Regions from separate parts of the Mus musculus genome. Here region 2 is linked to region 1. A link is a loop called in an ENCODE intact Hi-C map of the cell type or tissue named here. Cell type or tissue: left cerebral cortex. All regions are shown on one strand. Each heading gives the region's core, and the rest is flanking DNA. Links, peaks and the distances in the headings are about the cores only.

What was found. Hi-C counts contacts between places; a loop is a spot of excess contacts. Peaks named below come from ENCODE experiments on the same cell type or tissue, not always from the same donor. Only the 100,000 strongest peaks of a DNase experiment are listed, where the experiment ranks them.
Region 2: a loop joins it to region 1, with 5 times the contacts of the local background. A loop is called at or near these places in 37 of 42 quality-filtered maps.

What each region holds. Positions count from the first base shown.
Region 1 is chr15:27,322,326-27,330,660 of GRCm38, forward strand. No RefSeq gene overlaps it. Among named protein-coding and RNA genes, the nearest start is that of Gm36899, 140 kb to the right of the region's middle. In left cerebral cortex, for the core only: a CTCF peak has its summit at 3,699 (motif pointing right); DNase peaks (open chromatin) are centred at 3,712, 4,116, 4,303 and 6,334; H3K4me3 peaks cover 348 bases; H3K27ac peaks cover 1,121 bases.
Region 2 is chr15:27,579,975-27,588,309 of GRCm38, forward strand. All of the region lies in intron 8 of Ank (progressive ankylosis), which reads left to right. Among named protein-coding and RNA genes, the nearest start is that of Mir7117, 13 kb to the left of the region's middle. In left cerebral cortex, for the core only: CTCF peaks have their summits at 2,649 (motif pointing right), 3,312 (motif pointing left), 3,511 and 5,944; DNase peaks (open chromatin) are centred at 1,017, 2,655 and 3,292; H3K27ac peaks cover 3,702 bases.

The DNA of each region.
Region 1 (8,335 bases), core at 258-8,257:
CCCTGCCTGCCCACATCACTGCAGCAACTACAAGAATCCAACAGAGCCAAAACACACTGGCCGAGTGGAACCACAGTCCTTCCTGATGTGCCCCACGCTCAGCCTCTGGGTGACGGAAGGGAGTTAGTCATGCACAAACAAGAGCATCCCTGAGCTAGCTTCATTTGCTTGGAATCCAAGAATCACCACCCACACAGTGGCAAGCCTAGAGTGCTGGTGACTCTTCTCTTTCCTTTCTTCATTTAATCAGTCAACACGGAGACAGGCCCTCCAGGAAGAGGCTCGAGTGGAGGAGTGTCCACGGTGGTCCAGAATGCCAAATCAACTCAGAAAAATAATACGGGAACTCAGGGATGGGTAGGAGGTATCAAAGATAAACTTCTAATCCAAAGGACAGGAGGCGGGCTACTCGAAAAGGCATCCTGGAAAGAGAAACGGACTCCTTTTCTTTCCTGGAATCAATGGGATACTTGAAATCTATGGATCTAGAGGTCAAAATATTTTCAAAGGTAGGCATGGTGCCACATACATGCCTGAAATCTCAGCACACAGGAGGCTGGGGTGAATGGTTCACAGGTTCAAAGCTAGCCAGGGTACTTAGTAAAATACTTAGTAAAATACTACATTCAAAAAACATATAAACACAGGAGCTAAGGAGGTGGCTGAGTCAGAAAAGTGCATACTATATAAGTAAGAAGCCCTGAGTTCAGATCTCATGGCAGCAGAGGCTGTAGCCCTAGCACTGTAGAAAGGGAGGAAGGCAGAACCCGGAAGCTCGTTCATTATCCAGTTTAACTAGAACACTGAGCTCCAGATTCGTCGAGAGACATTGTCTCAAGAAATAAGATGAGGTCTACACGGGAAGGTGTTCATCAGCCTTTAGCTGACACGCACTCTCTCTCTCTCTCTCTCTCTCTCTCTCTCTCTCTCTCTCTCTCTCTCACACACACACACACACACACACACACACACACACACTTCATGTGCTTAAGGAAGTCCCTGTGTGCCCAAGAGATTACCTCTCAATCTAACAGGCTCCAAAAACACAGTCAAATTCCATTGGAAAAATGAGTTCCAGAGCTGTGATTTCACCTGGGGATTAATTTTTGCTAATTTACCTTCATTTCTTCACACGGGACTTAAACCATAAATCCTGTCTACACAGGTATGTCTTTACTTACAACACCTTGGTAAAGAAAACAGTAATTTCCTGCTCAATTAAACAAGGTTCTTGCAGATGCTTGTTATCAACATTCTGCCAAAGCCAAAACAGACATAGGCTGTGATGGTTGGGCAGACTTTAAATGGGAGCATTCAATCCCAACGGGTGTGTCCTGATGTGATCATTACTTTGGGGACAGGTACTGTGTGCCTTTCCAGTCTAAGTTGTTCGGCTTCAAATACATTTTGCCTATCACTTAGGGGGACAAGTAAAAGCCTTTGTGAACTGCCTATAAAATTCCCAGCACAAGCTAAGTCATAGGCTCAGTTAGTTCATTTTTCCATTGCACCCATCTTCCCCAGAGCTTTAAAAAAATAATTGAGACTTTAATTAAAGACAAATTGTATTAGTCTTTTAAGGATGGAGAAGCCAAGACGCTCGCGCAAAATGAGTCATGGCTGGGGAAAGAATCAAACTCTATTTGCAAGTACTGTTTTTTTTTTTTATATCAATTCATTAGCTGTTACTTATTTCTTGCATTCCCTTTTAAGAAGATGGTTTCTGTATTTGTAATACAACGTAACTCTGCAAAAGAAATTGTATAGTATGAAAACAGACATCAGGATTCACTTCAATTATGTAGTACACTGTACTAAAAAATCCTGTTGCTTGTTATATATTTTTTTAATCTTTCTGAGTATATGGATATGCTAAATCCTCTTGGTAGCATACTAAGGGTCTGAGTGAAGCCTGTTTCTGTTCTCCATACAGCACAGTGCTGGTCTACTACTGTACTTTGTTTAGTGGAGCAAATATTAAACCAAGAAATACACAGTTAGGGGTTGGAGATATGGCTCAGTAGTCATGAGTGCTTGTTGCTCGTGCAGAGAGGACCAGAGTTCAGTTCCCAGCACCCATATCAGGTGGCTCAGTATGGTCTGTAGCTCCAACTCCAGGAGATCCAACATTTTCTCTGGCCTTTACAGAGCATGCTCCTGCACTTATTCACACGTGGTCACACACATATGCACACATGAATACAACTAAAATCTCCTTTAGAGAGAGAAAATGATAGGTAATTCTAGATGGCCAGACAGGAATACACCATTTTGTGATGGGGCAGCTCTTTGGGGACATTTTACTTGGCAGATCTTTGTCTGTCTGTCTGTCTCCTCCCCCCTTATCCTTCATCTTCCTCCCACTCACTAGACAGTCTAAGTTCTAAAGGGTCTACCCAAATGGTGGAGATGTAAACTGGTAAAACTTCCTTGAGATTCCCAGAACCCACTATATCTGCTGTTCTCTGTCCATAGTCTTTAGCTAATTAGGTGCAGGAGGCCCATGACTCTGTTGTGTTTGGACAGAGAAAAAAGAAAAGAGACAGCAGACTAAATAACAAAGGCCTCTGCCTCCTAACCAATATCTCCATATCCTCCCTCTGTCCCTTCTCATAAAAGCCCTTTGTGCCCTGGAGGCCTCAGAGAAGGACTCTGTAACAAGAATCTCCTTCTTGCACCTTCCTATCCTCACATTCATCATGAACACCAAAGAGACCAAAGAGCACAAGAGCAGGATCACCCACGGACGGCGCCAAGGACAACTTCTGCACCTGCCAGCTTTGGTCCTGCTATGAGCACCAACAGTGGGAAGGAAGATAGGATTATGGAGGGGCACATTCCACACATTGTCCTAGGCGGGACAAGAACTCCAGGTGGATAGAAGGCTGAATTCAGAGCTTAAGAACCGACCTGTCTACTCCCCATGAGGGACTCTTCTCTAATTGATGAACGTCTAAAATCGTTTTCAAAGAATTAAAAAGAAAAATCTTATCTACAGCCACCATGAGCCAGACCGCAAGCACCCACACTTCTCCCCATACTACCAGCTCCTCCTCCACGAGGAAGATATATCCCTGTCGCCATTTTTTTTTTTTCAGAATAACCTGGAGTTCTCAGAACATACTGTAATTCTCCCAGGAACACAAAACAGAAAAACGACTGAGTATGGCTCGAACCAACTTCCATTTGACCTATGGGACACCTATTATCTACCAATATCCACCATGTTTTCCTATTCTGGGACTCTGTCCATCAGCCCTAACACTGGAATTCTGTCTACTCCAGCATATATTTACGACCCCATTCAGGCAGGGGGACACAAGGAAGACTGGTGTCTTCCCAGTAGCAAAAGAGTGGCCCAGGCAAGTTACATAGACTCTCTGTGCCTCAGTTTCCTTCTCAACAAAACAGCACTGTCTCCCAGAGTCCTATAAGGATGAAATATGATGACTATAAACCAAACATTAGTGTTCACATGCTAACTGGTACAATTATCTTGATTACTGCCAGAACATTTATTTACACAGTCCCCAGTCTTTTTACTCTACCTAGGACTAGCCTTTAGCTTTCAAAGCAGAATGGGGCAACCCGTTTAAATAGAAGAGTATAAATAAGACTGCGTTGAGAAGTGACTGAGCTGGAAGGTGTCCTACTGGCAGTGACACAGCAGTGGAGCGGTGACTTGTAGCTTTGCCCATTTCCACTAGATGGCGCTGATTTATTACAGCCCACCCACAACCCTTTGCATGTAAGTTACACAATAAAAGACACGTGCGTGAGGTACCTGGCAGGTATTGTTTTCTAAAGGTCTCCCTTGATTCTACTTCTGGCACGGGGCAGTACAGTCCTCTGCATCAGACCATGCACCACCCCTAAAGAAGGCAGGGATTGTCTTGTACTGGATTTATTTTAGAGAGAAGGTAGAGATCGTTGTCTTTTGAGATTACGATAAGGGGGTCACACAACCAACACATAAGGAATCTCTTTATGGCAAACACGGAGCATCATGAATTGCTGACATACAAGAAACCGACGCGACGCCAGTAGAGATTAGTGACAGTCTGAGGAGCTTTCCAGTAGGTTGTTTGCTCCATTGAGAAAAATCACACCATCACCTGCTGTTAAAGGGCAGCAGCTGAGCAGTGAGCTGTGCTGAATTTTCGGCTGCTGCCCAATTTGGAAAGTAAATTCCTGCCTTTTCTTCAGTTTCCAGGAACAATAGCCTCCTATTCCACCCACAGATGGAAACCCTGATGGAAGGTTGTTGTTGTTTTTCCCCCAAAAGGACCTTCCAGGATTCCCAGTAGTTGCTGTCTGGGCTTTATCTGTAGAGCTTGTAGGCCTGCCCGGGAACCACAAGGTGAGACAGCTCTTGGCACTCATTCTCTCCCAGTGAGGGCCCTGCTTCCCCAGACTGCACGGCTCTTTTCTCTGAGTGGAAAATATTCTCTTCACATCTCTCATCGGATTTCAGGAGAGCAGTTCAAGATACCTCTTGCTAAATGACGAGGAAGAGGGGGAGCTATTCGCCAAAAGGAAATATCTTGTTTTCTGTCTCCATGGCCAAGAATTGATTTCAAAAGAAGCTTGTTTAGACTGTTTTTGTTTTAAGTTCTAGTCAAGCATGGAGAAGAAGCCTTTGAGAGCTCTGTTACTGGAGATGAAGTGCAAAGATGACTGGCCTACCCGGGCAACCTTGGCATGGGGCAGAGGCTTGCCATATCTCATTGTCCAGCACACAGCTCTTCTTCCATTCACCTTATCCTGTCTGTCTCCACACCAAGGCTACTGGCAGACAGGCAGGCAGGCAGGTGCTATGACCCCTTTCAGACACATATGGTTGGATATGCTCAACACTGAAAGTCAGGGGACCAGTGAGGTGACTCAACGGGTGAGGGTCACCAAGTCAAAAAACCTGGGCTCAGTCCCTGGGATCCATATGGTGGAGAGGAAAATAGATTCATTGAAGTTGTATGCACACTGAGGGTTACCTATGCCCAGCCCCCCACAAAAAGTACATAATCACGTGTGTACGTATTTAAATAAAAGAAGAAAGTCAGGAGCAGAGTTGAGACTCACACCCACATCCTTGCACAGTTTTGCCCCAGTTTTCACCTTCATGTGTTGCGTGCTGTTCTTTGCCACACTTGGTCCACGATAAACTCACCTTCCTGCTGCGTCTAATCAGCCTGTTTTTCCTATGAAGCCTAAAACTGTTGGATTTCATTTAGTAAAACACGTGACTGACGAATTTGTTTTATTTATGTTTTGAACTGCAAATACTTTTTTTTTTCTTTTGTAAGGGAAATCTCATACAGACGGGAAAATCAACCACTTTTTCAAAATCATTTAAATGGAAAAGGGATGTCGGTTTGGGGCAGACTCATTTCCTGTTCTACATCCATGGTGGGTTCAGGATGCAATTTTGGATGACAGTAAAGACACTGGGGTGTTTGCTGTTTTCCTTTGCTAAACGACATGATTTAAGAACAAGTGAAATTGTGTTTCTGCGGGCTCACCTCCATATTTACTCTCAGCCTGACTCTCATTTTCCAGTGTCTCATAGTCTGGAGAGGAAGTGTGGTCTAGTGGTCAGGAAAAAAACAATTTAGGAGACTAGAGTTGTGTTTTCTATTCCTGTCTCACTACCTGACTCATTGTAAAGTGCTAGAGAGTCACTTAGTCATCATGACACTCAGTTTACCCATATTGCACTATCTAACGATGGGGCTCAAAAATACAGACCCTTGTCAATATAAAAGGAAATATGAGGCCGGCTCTAAAAAGAAATAGCATGGCATGAACACAAAGCCACGTGAGCACATAACAGGAATGTCCGAGAAATGTAGATTCTCTAATTCATACATGAAATGAGAGATGTCATCAGAGATGCTTCCAGTAAGTATTGGTCCCGCTGGTGTTGGGTGACAGGAGCTGGCTGTGATCATATCTGGGAATCTACTCATGCTGAGAAGGAAATCTCAGAACCAGGAGCCAAGAAGAGGGGCACTAGCAATTTTCTAGGGGGTAGGGAGCTTTCTTCTAGTCTCCAGAGAAAATGTAACATAGTGAGAGCACCCCAACTTCATTCAAGGTTCACACTCTAAGGTATAATAAATAAGGCCTTCCCAAGTGTGGCTGTTGGTTGGTTGTGGTGCAAATGTAAGAGTTACCTGCATCTCTTTCCTTCTTCAACAAGATACTGCACATAAACCCTGTTGGCTCCAAGGAGGGCGTTCTGCAAAGCTACTCCAGTCACTGCTGCACACAGACTCATTTTTATTCCAGTGCATGGTCTCCTGGCTGGCTGGCTGACTGACAGCCATTCTGAGCCTACAGTTACCCAGGAGAAGAAAACAGAGTTGTGCTCAGAATTCACTGCTTGGCTCTGAAGTCTGTGTCATTGTGTTAGGAGTTGGGGCCTTTGCAAGACAGAGCCTACTGAATTGGTAGCAAATCTACATTTGACACTAAAACTTGTAATCGCATCTACTAGTACTTTAGACTAACATTTATTTACTGAGAATACACTAATTTCCAGGTTATACAAGGCTATACATAACTGCACTTACCTCTCCTTTAAATATGATAAGGGAAGGCTTATTGTCTTCATTTTGTAAACAGGAACTCTTAAATTGAGAAGTAAGACCACAGAGTGAGACATGGAACCCAAAGCTGAGGCCTGAGGCTGTGACCTTGCCATCAGGAATGGAAATCAACAGCGTGTTCAGATTCATTCTAAATGGACCAAAACCTGTCAATTAGGGTATACTCATTTCCTATTTCATATCAGTTGTAGATGTCATTTTGGGTAACAACAAAGACAGGTGGACATTTTGCTGTTGTTCTTTGCTAAGTAACTATATGTCAAGTAGGAGCTTCCTCCAGCAACTGTTAGGCAGAGAATAGGACCTGACTCGTGCCTTCTATTCTAAGAAGCGACAGGGAGTACCCATGGCCTATGGGGGGGTTATGCTGAGTCCCTGACTGGTCAGGCTGGTCTTAGCCTTCAAGAGCAAGTGAAAACAGGGGATGGAGCCCATTGTTTCAGACAGCAAAGCACTCCTGTACAAAATAAAAAAGCAATAATTTAGAACATCACAGATTCTGCAGATACAGATTCGTGTAAAAGAAGGGAAAGAGAAGCTATTCTAAGCTCCTTTACCTGCATGACAATGAAACCCAGTGTCCCACAGACAGTGCAGGAAGAGCCTACTGAGGATCAACCATGACCATCCATCCTCTATGAAACCGTCACGAAAGCCAGAACATTAGGACCAATGAGTCAAAGTGCCCACAAAGAAAAAGACACACCCAGGCAGAAGGCACCCTCCAGCCATATGGGAACTTTCATAGCCAGGAGCATATGAGTGAAAAAGTCCCCAAGTCTTGAAAGGAAATTAAAGAACCATAAAGCACAGATGTTATCTTTATGGTAAACACTTTGTGATTTAGACTTTGAGACATTACAGCATGAGTGATCGGGGCTATAGCTCAGTGGTAGGCACTTACCCAGCATACACAAGACCCTGTATATCTGAATATGTTACTGAAGGGGACGGGGAAGTGTAGAATGTGGAAACGAGATTATAGGTAAGGTTCCAACTAGCACATCCTGAAAAGAAAAAGAGGCATTAATTATTAATTAATCCAAGAACAACAGTAAGTCATTCTCGGTAAACTATGGCATGGAATTACTTAAACTTTGGAGAAATGCATGACTGAAAAAGAATAGAGAATGAAAGGGAGAGTGACCCCATAGGAGGACCAGAAGACTCAACTAACCCAGACCCCAGGGAGCTCCCAGAGACTGAGCCACCAACCAGGGGCATACACAGGCCGGTCCAAGGCCCCTGGTGCATATGTAGCAGAGGTCTGCCTGGTGTAGCCACGGGAGAAGATGAGCTTAATCCTTAAAAGACTTGAGGCCCCAGAGAAGGAGAGGCATAGTGAGGGGACGGGGTGGGTTGGGGGAGACTGAGGGGAGCACCCTTTCAGAGGCAAGGGGAGGAGGAATGGGATGAGAAACTGTGGGATGGGAGATGGAGTGGGGGCAATGACTGAAAAAAGAGTAGAGAAACCTGGGTGATGGTAGCATGGGTGCACACATATGTGGATATATGCATGTGTGTACACACAACAGAGAAAAGAATAAAAGGAGTATTGTAAGGGACTGTGCTAAGGAAAATGCTAACGCAGTGCTGATGCTGATCATTAAATTGGCACACAGGCAAGGTATAGAGGAAAAGGTTTTAACTGCTTAGAAATAAATACTGGAAATTTCCATCAGCTGCTCATGCCATCAGATAGCTGCCTGGGTTCAACTTCCTCGCTG
Region 2 (8,335 bases), core at 236-8,235, 260 kb after region 1:
GGACTTAGTACTATGTGTGTATCCCTTGAGGACATAGGCTGAGCCTTTCCCCATTGGCTGATCAGGTGATGGCTAAGCCTTCCCCCATTGGCTGGTCAGGTGGTGGCTAAGCCTTCCCCCATTGGCTGGTCAGGTGGCTACCCCATTGGCTGGTCATGGTGGCTGAGCTTCCCTACCCCCACCCCCACCCCCACCCCCACCCCGTTGGCTGGTCAGGTGATGGCTGAGCCTTCCCCCCATTGGCTGGTAGGTCTAATCTCACAATCTTACTCACTTGGCTTGTGTGGAAAGAGTTGGTGCACAGGAAAGAGGAATAGGAAGAGAGTCACTGCTCAAAGGGAAAAGGGTCACGGCTCCTGTCAAGTTCCTAGGATAGAAATTGTGTAAGCAAATGTTTTACTGGGTGAGGAGGATTGACCATTTGCATGAAGTCTTACAAGATGAGGTAAATACAAAGATTTAGTTCCTTGTCCTAAGACAAATGTTCTCGTGTTTGACAGTCAAGGCTCATCTTGACATTTCTCCCATGTTCGGGGTGTCACAGAGCACCCTCTGTGAAGACCACACAACAGCCAGGAGAATGTGGAAGAGCAGGTGTTTATAAATTAGCCATGGGCCACCAGACTAAGGCCAAGCCCAGCAAGACCCAGGCAGCCATATTCCAGCCGGTCCCTCCTGGAGTCCTCGTTTGGGATCCTACTGGACTCCTGCTTCTGGCATCTCCTAAAGTTGGCTGTCACTTGGGCGTCTTTCCGCAAGTTGGCAGCATGATCTGAGCCTCCGAACATCTAATTATCACAGCATGTTCGGCATCCCTCCTGTCTGGTGAGGCCTTCAGACCCTCTTCATGCAGTCTGTGCACTCTTTCTGGCTTTAAGGCAGCACTGTGCCCTAAACTGGTATGTGTTGCTACTGCAGGATGCCAGGGCCTGAATAATTTTAGATATGGGAGCCTCTGGAGAGGAGAGGGTAGACAGGCACTTGCTGGGGGCCCTGCCAATCCAAGCCTGTGCTCATTCCACAGCTGGTTGGTCTGTCAAGCCCTGATGTCAGAAGGCACGTGAGTGCCATCCCAGCAGAGGCCCACCCAGCCCTGTGGAGGAGAAATTTGGTACTCTGAAGGTCTTAGTCCAGAGGGAAATCTTCACTATCAGGCCTTCCTTTGACACAGGATCCCTCTTTTGAGTCACAGGTCCCTGCCAACGCTGATAGGTTTGGTGTGATCCAACATTGGTGGGCTCCAAGGATTCGCCTCCACCTTTGAAAAGCTGCAAGGTCACCTACATGCTGGTATTCATAGTGTCTGATTCCCTAGGAGAGCCATGTACTGGTTGATACAGAGACACTGGATCAAAAATGCCCATCTTAGGGGCTTGAAGCTGGAATCCGGGTCTGCAAGGCCTCCCACGTCCTCAGTTTCCCCATCTCAGAGTGGCTTGCTGTAATTCAAGGGCTGCCTGGCTTGACTCCCTTTTTGTCTGCTACTCTTGTTTAAGAGGCAGCATGTGCCCGCGCTGGCTGCAGCAGGACCACCTGCTGTCACCCCAGCATCCCAGGGAAGCTGCAGTTCAGTGAGGCTTGTCTCTTCTGGAACCCCACAAACTAGAAAATGTCAACACCCAAGTTGTTAAAGGTTAAAAGCCACTATCAGAGGTTCTGTTCGGGTGGCCTCTTTGTCCAGATTAGCTGTTGAGTTCCCATGAATGACCCAGTCTTACCTCCCTGTTGCTAAACTACCCTCCTGGGCAGCTGTCACTCAGCCTTCCAGGGTGACTGCTGGGGCCTGTCCTAGCCTTGGTACCATGCTGACCCTTTGTCTAGAACAAAGGCTGCCTGTGTCAGCCTTTGTTTCTGCTGTGGTCCCTCCCTCGAACCATGAGGTGGAGACTGCTTCCTCACTGTTCCATTATCCAGCAGAAGAAAATGCCTCCCTTGTGTGAGGGGGAGGGGAAGGGGTAGAAGGTAAATGGACAGAGGTCCAGGCGTTCTCAGACCAAGTCAGGATGCGGTTCTTTCCAGTGCCTTGGGGCATCCTGGAAATAGGGAGAGGGGCCTGGTAGAGGGCCCTGTCCTAGAGCATCTGTGACAGAGGCACCATCCCAGAATCGTATAAGGACTATGTGAGAAAAAACATGGAAAGTTCTTGGCCTGGGGTAACTGCTCAGAGTCTGTTGCACAGAGCTGTTTCCCTCCCCGCCCGCCCGGTTCTCTGGGAGCTGTCAGGGTAGGGCTTGTTAATTCAGCAGCCCCTGCAGAGCCGAGAGTTTGTCTCATGGGCTGGAGAGACTTAGGCATCCAAACAATGAAAACTGGTCTCCATGCCTTCCTCGTAATAGACTGTGCATGTCCACATGTGCTGTGAGAAAACAGATGATCAAGCATGTTGTATTGTTATCATTTTCCCCTTTTCTCAGAATTTGGTGGCATTTATGTGTGTGTGTGTGTGTGTGTGTGTGTGTGTGTGTGGTCATGGGTGTATGCAGATACACGTTAATCATGTGTGTTCACGCTGAGGTTGATGTTAGGTGTCCTGCTCCATAGCTCTCCACTTTGGATACTTTAGTTATTTTATTATTTTTGTTTTATGTGTGTTGGTATTTACCTAAATATATTTCTGTACATCATATGCACGCAGTACCCTCAGAGACCAGAAGATGGCACAAGATCACTTGGGACTGGACTCACAGATAATTGAGAGCCACCATGTGGGTGCTGGGAATTGAACTTGGCTCTTTTGGAAGAGCAGCCAGTATTTTTAACCATTAAGCCAGCTCTCTAACCCCCAAAGGGGTTTGTTCATTTCAGCTTTCACTAGAAATCCCTTGTCTTTGCTCCCAAGGGCTGAGACTCCTGGTAGCCAACAAGTCTTCACGGCATCGAAGGTGGGCACTGGTTATCTGACCTCTGGCCCTTGGGCTTGCATAGCAGAAACTTTATATCCTGATCCATTTCTTCAGCTCCCTTTGAAAACATAGTAGTCGTAGTCAAATACACATAATACAAACTTAGCATCTTGCCCATTGCGACTTTACAGTGAGGTACGGTCCTATGGTTGATTGTACTACCTCCTCGCATCCACAGAACTCTCAACCAACTGAATGTGTTTTCATTAGGCCCCATCCCCTAAGTTCCAAATTCTGAAAAGCTACTTACTGAAAAGCTACACTGAAGCTAGCATGTGGACCTTTCTAGACATCCTTCAGACCTGTTAAGGACTAGAATGGAACATTCTGTAGATACCTCCTGTGGAGCTGGCAGGCCCCGGACACCCAGCTCCTCTTCTGCTTGGTGCATGGCACCCCCTGCTGTTTGAAATGTCGCCTTGCTTCCAAGCAGTGTTCTGTGACTTATCAGGAATCTGGGGTCATAGCAGAAATGACAACAGGGCTCTCAAGAAGAATGAGTTCATCCCATCCAACCTCAATCGGAGGGCTGACTTTCATCTCCTTACTCTGTAGAAAAAGAGGGATGCTAAAACTACATCTGAAGGTGTTTATCTTCACGATGGATACACTTTAGAAGAAAATGGTAGCATTTATTACAGATTATTCACGATAAATGTGTAATAACCATGCTTGCCAGCAGGCCGGATGGAGAATATCAGGTGACACGTCACATCTTATCATGTGACTTTTCTAGTGCTTCAGAATAGAAAACCAAGACCTGTTTACTCTATGATGTATACAGCTGGCCATTATTTTCAGCAGTCTGACGTTTGCCAGCCTGATCTTACATAAGAAGTCCCTACCTGGGTTTTCTTCCTTGTGTCCTTCTCTTTCCCAGTGGGGTGCCTACCAAAGCCACCTTCTCTCACTGCCCTTTCAGGTGCTGCCTCTCATGGCTTTTCATGAGATCACCCTTTAGCAGATGGCTCACTCCAGCCTCGCTCCCGTCATTCTGACAGCGCTGATGTACACTCCGTCTTGGCGTGTTTCATACACTGTTGTCTGTTGGTATTTCCACACTGGAAGACAGCATTGCTTTCTCCTTCTCAACTGAGATGTTCACACAAGATGCTGGCTGTTGGAGCTGAGCCCTTAGCTTCCTTTTGATGTCTGCCCCCTCCCAAACATGACTTCTCATGTCCCTGATAAAACATATATGAAGACCCACTTGGTTTTTTCTGCAAAGACATAAACAGGGGCATGTTGTATTTAAAGCTGTTTCTAACAGGGTGGCGGGGATTGACAGGGAATAGCATGGTGTCTTTGAACTTGAGGTATCGTTGGCTGTGTAGTTGGAGGTGAGAGTCCAGGAAGCCCAGTTCTTGTCTTGTGAACTTGAACAATGCAGTTCCCAGGCCACATGGAGGGATTTTAGGAAGAAGGAGTTTATCATAGGGAGCTGAAGGGGGTGGGGGTGGCAGAGCTGGGCAGGAGGACCCTGGGAGGGGAGGGCCACCAGCCACACTGCTGCGGATGGAGGTGGGAATAGCTGGGCACCTGACGTTAGTGTGCTTTTCTGGAAAGAGCACTCCTTTAGGGGAAAGAGATAAGGAAATAACAGGCCCCTTACTGCCCTCGAAAGCCTCTGGCCATGGCAGAACCAAAGACCTTTGCTATAGACATTCCTTTCCTGGCATGCCTAGTTTACAGCAAGGAGGCTAAGAAATAAACTGGTTACTTTTATTTATGGTCTTTTTATCTATATCTCTGCCTAGTCAAATTCTACCGCCCATTCTCATCAATACTCTTTGTGGAAACTATCAACAGGGAAATGAAATCAATCCTAATCCCACGTGTATCTAGACGAGGCCACTATCGATGCCAGTTGGACCCCCAGTAAGCCATAGGAACCATAGCAGCAGACATTGACCAATCAGGGGTGGCGAGCTGCACAAGTCGTTGGCTACACTTTCTCGTTGATTTCCTTCCTCAGTTAGACCTTATGACAGCGTGGACCAGTCCCAACTCCACACACAGGTACCTCTAAGGAGGATGGTGCTCACAGTAGTCCTGTAAGGGACAAGATCCCATCTAGAACATGAGAGGCATTCTTGCCCAGAAGCAAAATATGAAGAATGAGTGGCAGGAATTCACCCCAGGCGGGCAGGACTCTTCTAGTTACAGGAAACACCGAGTCACCATAACACCTGATCTGTGTATAGAAGTATGGTCCTCCTAGTGGGAGGACCCCACCACATGCTGCACTGCAATTCTGATAAATGCTCTAGACAACAGTGATGCCTTGGGCCAGGTCTGTTGTTGTTTGTTTTAGAGACAGGGTTTCTCTGTGTAGCTTTGGGTATCCTGGAACTTGCTCTGTAGACCAGGCTGGCCTTGAACTCAGAGAGATTCACCTGCCTCTGCCTCCTGTGTGCTACGACTAAAAGTGTGTGTGTGCCTCCGTGCCCAGTTGGAGCAGGTATTTTACTCCAGGACAGATGCATGCATTTTACTTTTTTCTAGCTTCTAAAGATCAGAATCTTTCCTTCACTGCTCATTTTAACCACTGGGCCATGGAGAAAAGTTTGTGAATTCCTCAAAAGTAGAACCATCAGCTTAGGGAACTTCAAAAGCCATGTCACTAAGCCATACTGTCTACAGAGCAGAGCCCTGAGGACACCCAACAAGGAATGCACCTCTCTTGTCCTGGAGGTAGCTTTGTGTGTTCTCTGAACTGACAGGCTAAGGGAACAGCTGGCCTCTTAAACTCCATTAGCCAGACCTCCCCATTGCTGATCACGTGGCCCAGTGATGATGTTTGGCAGCTCTCTCCCTCTCTGTGTGCCATGACATGATTGGTCCTTGGTCAGCCCACACGGAGAGAACTGGTAAGGGGCTGTGTAGGATCCCACACGGGTTAGTCCCCTCTCCCCCTTACTTGTGTGTGTCAACATGGGCTTTAGATGCTCAATTTATGCTTGAGGTCATATCAAAGCTATTTTATTGTGTTGCTCATATTCCTGTCTTGGCCACTGGGGACTCCAGTGGCTCTGCTGTCCTCTTGACATGTCCTATTGTTTTCATTCTGGGCACTTCCTTCCTTCCTTCCTAGCACTCTAGATCTTCCAGGATAATGATAGTCTTATTCCCTGCTCTAGTCAGAGACTGAGTTTTCTTAAGGAGCTTTGGGTCCTTTGGTTAGACAACGAATAGACAACCCAAGGCTCCTTCCTAATGAGATGATACTGACAGCAAACTCTGCAGAAGCGAACCCAACCCTGCAGCTACTCCAGGGCACACACAAATCATGTCTGTTGTCAGTAGTTCATTAGGTTTTCATTCTGGTGTGGAAAAGTCAATGTCAGTGGCCTCTGCAGATATTTGATGAGCACAGCATGTCATGGTCAACCAGGAGGACATGTTCTGAGTTACAGCTACACTAGTTGAACTCGGTACAATGACATTTCCTAAAATACCCCTTGTTGAGTGAGCTTCCCGTTCTAGTTTTCCGAAACACTGGGTCTGATTATTACGCTAGAGCATGAAACCTGACCTGAAGGTTGGTGTCCTAGCTTTTAGCAAACACTCTTTGCTTCCCAGTTGTTTACATGTCCCCTTTTGGAGAGTTCGGCAAATATTCCCTTGTGGAAGACTGGTTAAAAAGCAATGCACCATTTTCTTAGTAGGAGCCTGAAGTTTCTGGCTTCGGAGACTTGAGAGAGGGAGAAAGAGGCCTCCCAAATGTACAGCTCCTGCTCTTCGATGGCCTTCTGCTAGCTGGAACAATGGCTTTTAACTTCAGTGTTCCTAAGACAGAGAGCTAGACCCTGCAAGTGTGTATGGTTGACAACCTAGGGTCATGCTCCTTATCTGCCCCCCTATTAACTGCCCTCCCCCAGAGAGATCACTTCTTACAAAACAGCAGACTTCAAGGTGAGCATCTTCCACGTGGAAAGGCCAGAGTGGGGAATTCCCTCACTCACTTGCTGCACAAGCATGTTTCTACCATACATCTGACATGCAGTTACACCCTCCTTTCCCTTGGTGTGTTGTGATTTAAAATCCACTTTACAATGACCTTTGCAAAGCCTAGAGAGCTTGCAACTTGTATTTGAGGCATTGTCTCATGTTCATATCATCTCTAGTTGAAAAAAAAAAGCACAGAAATGATTCTCTGGGAAGTCTGAGTTTTGTGCAGAATATGGCCCCTGTGACACATTCTACCCACTAAGGAAACACAGAATGGCTCATCTAGGCAAGATCCAATGCACGGATCCATGGCAGACTTGAGGGGTGGTTTATAGCTTTACTGCTGTGGGAAATATTTAGGGCCTAACACGAAGCAGCACCGAAAGAGGGATCTTTAATCTGATGCTGGGATGTGGTATAGACAGAGGGATAAATTGTCTTCAGCACCATACCCAGTGCTGTTTGGGAGTTATTAAAAATTGCTGTCATGTCTGCGATGTAGACACAAGTGATATCACACTATTTAAAACCAGCAATGGGGAAAGGTGGCAGGCCACTTGTCCATGTTATTCAAGTAATAAAGTTCCCAAGCTCCAAGTTGCTAGATCTGAGGGACTCAGAACGGCATGAATATGAATCCCTACCTAGCACCTGCTGCTACAGGCCGGTTGACTCTGCTCCCAGATGCTGATGAGACACCGGAAAAAGCCTATTGACTGTATAAAGTAAAACACTTGTGTTGATCTGCTAAGAGTTGTTGTTGTTGTAACGACTCGCTGTGGCCAGGCTAATTCCATGAAACTTAAACCAAGGTGCTACAATGCATTGGTACTCTGTTTTCACGTGACTGCAACTCACTCTCCAATATATTCAGTTTTATTTTAGACAAGACTTGCTTGTAGTTTAGGAAAAGGAGATAAGTATTGGATGGAACTGGCCTGTTTTAAACATTACCCTCTAAAGTTATGTCATTGTGTTTTTAAATTAAGGCTTTTAAAATCAACACAAAGTTAAAGTTGGATTAAAGTTAAAGTTAAATTAGGATTGCTCCCAGTTAACATGTCTCAAGCTACTGCGCATCCATCCTCTTTCCAGCCCTGTCCCCTCTTATAGGCACGCCACCCACCCCAACCCAGCCCCATTTCTCCTCCTGGTGGGTTTGTAACTGATGAACTATGATACTATAAGAAATTCTTTTGATGAATTATAATAGCCAAGTCCTGATACTTAAAGTCATTAAATGCCATACTATTTCCCTGCCTTAAACAATTAGTAATTATCCTTTTCCTCAGCTTTCTGAGTCCTGAGCCCTTGTTTAGCTCCATGTTGTGTCTGTGTAAAGCTCTTGCAGTGTAGTCAGGCGCAGCAGGTGTCTTTCGTCCCACCTGCAGTGTAACTTGCTGGCCTGTGCACCTCACACTTCCTGCTCTGTATCTTTCTCTGGAGTTCCCCAGACAACTTCCCCCTTGTTCCTGTCAAGG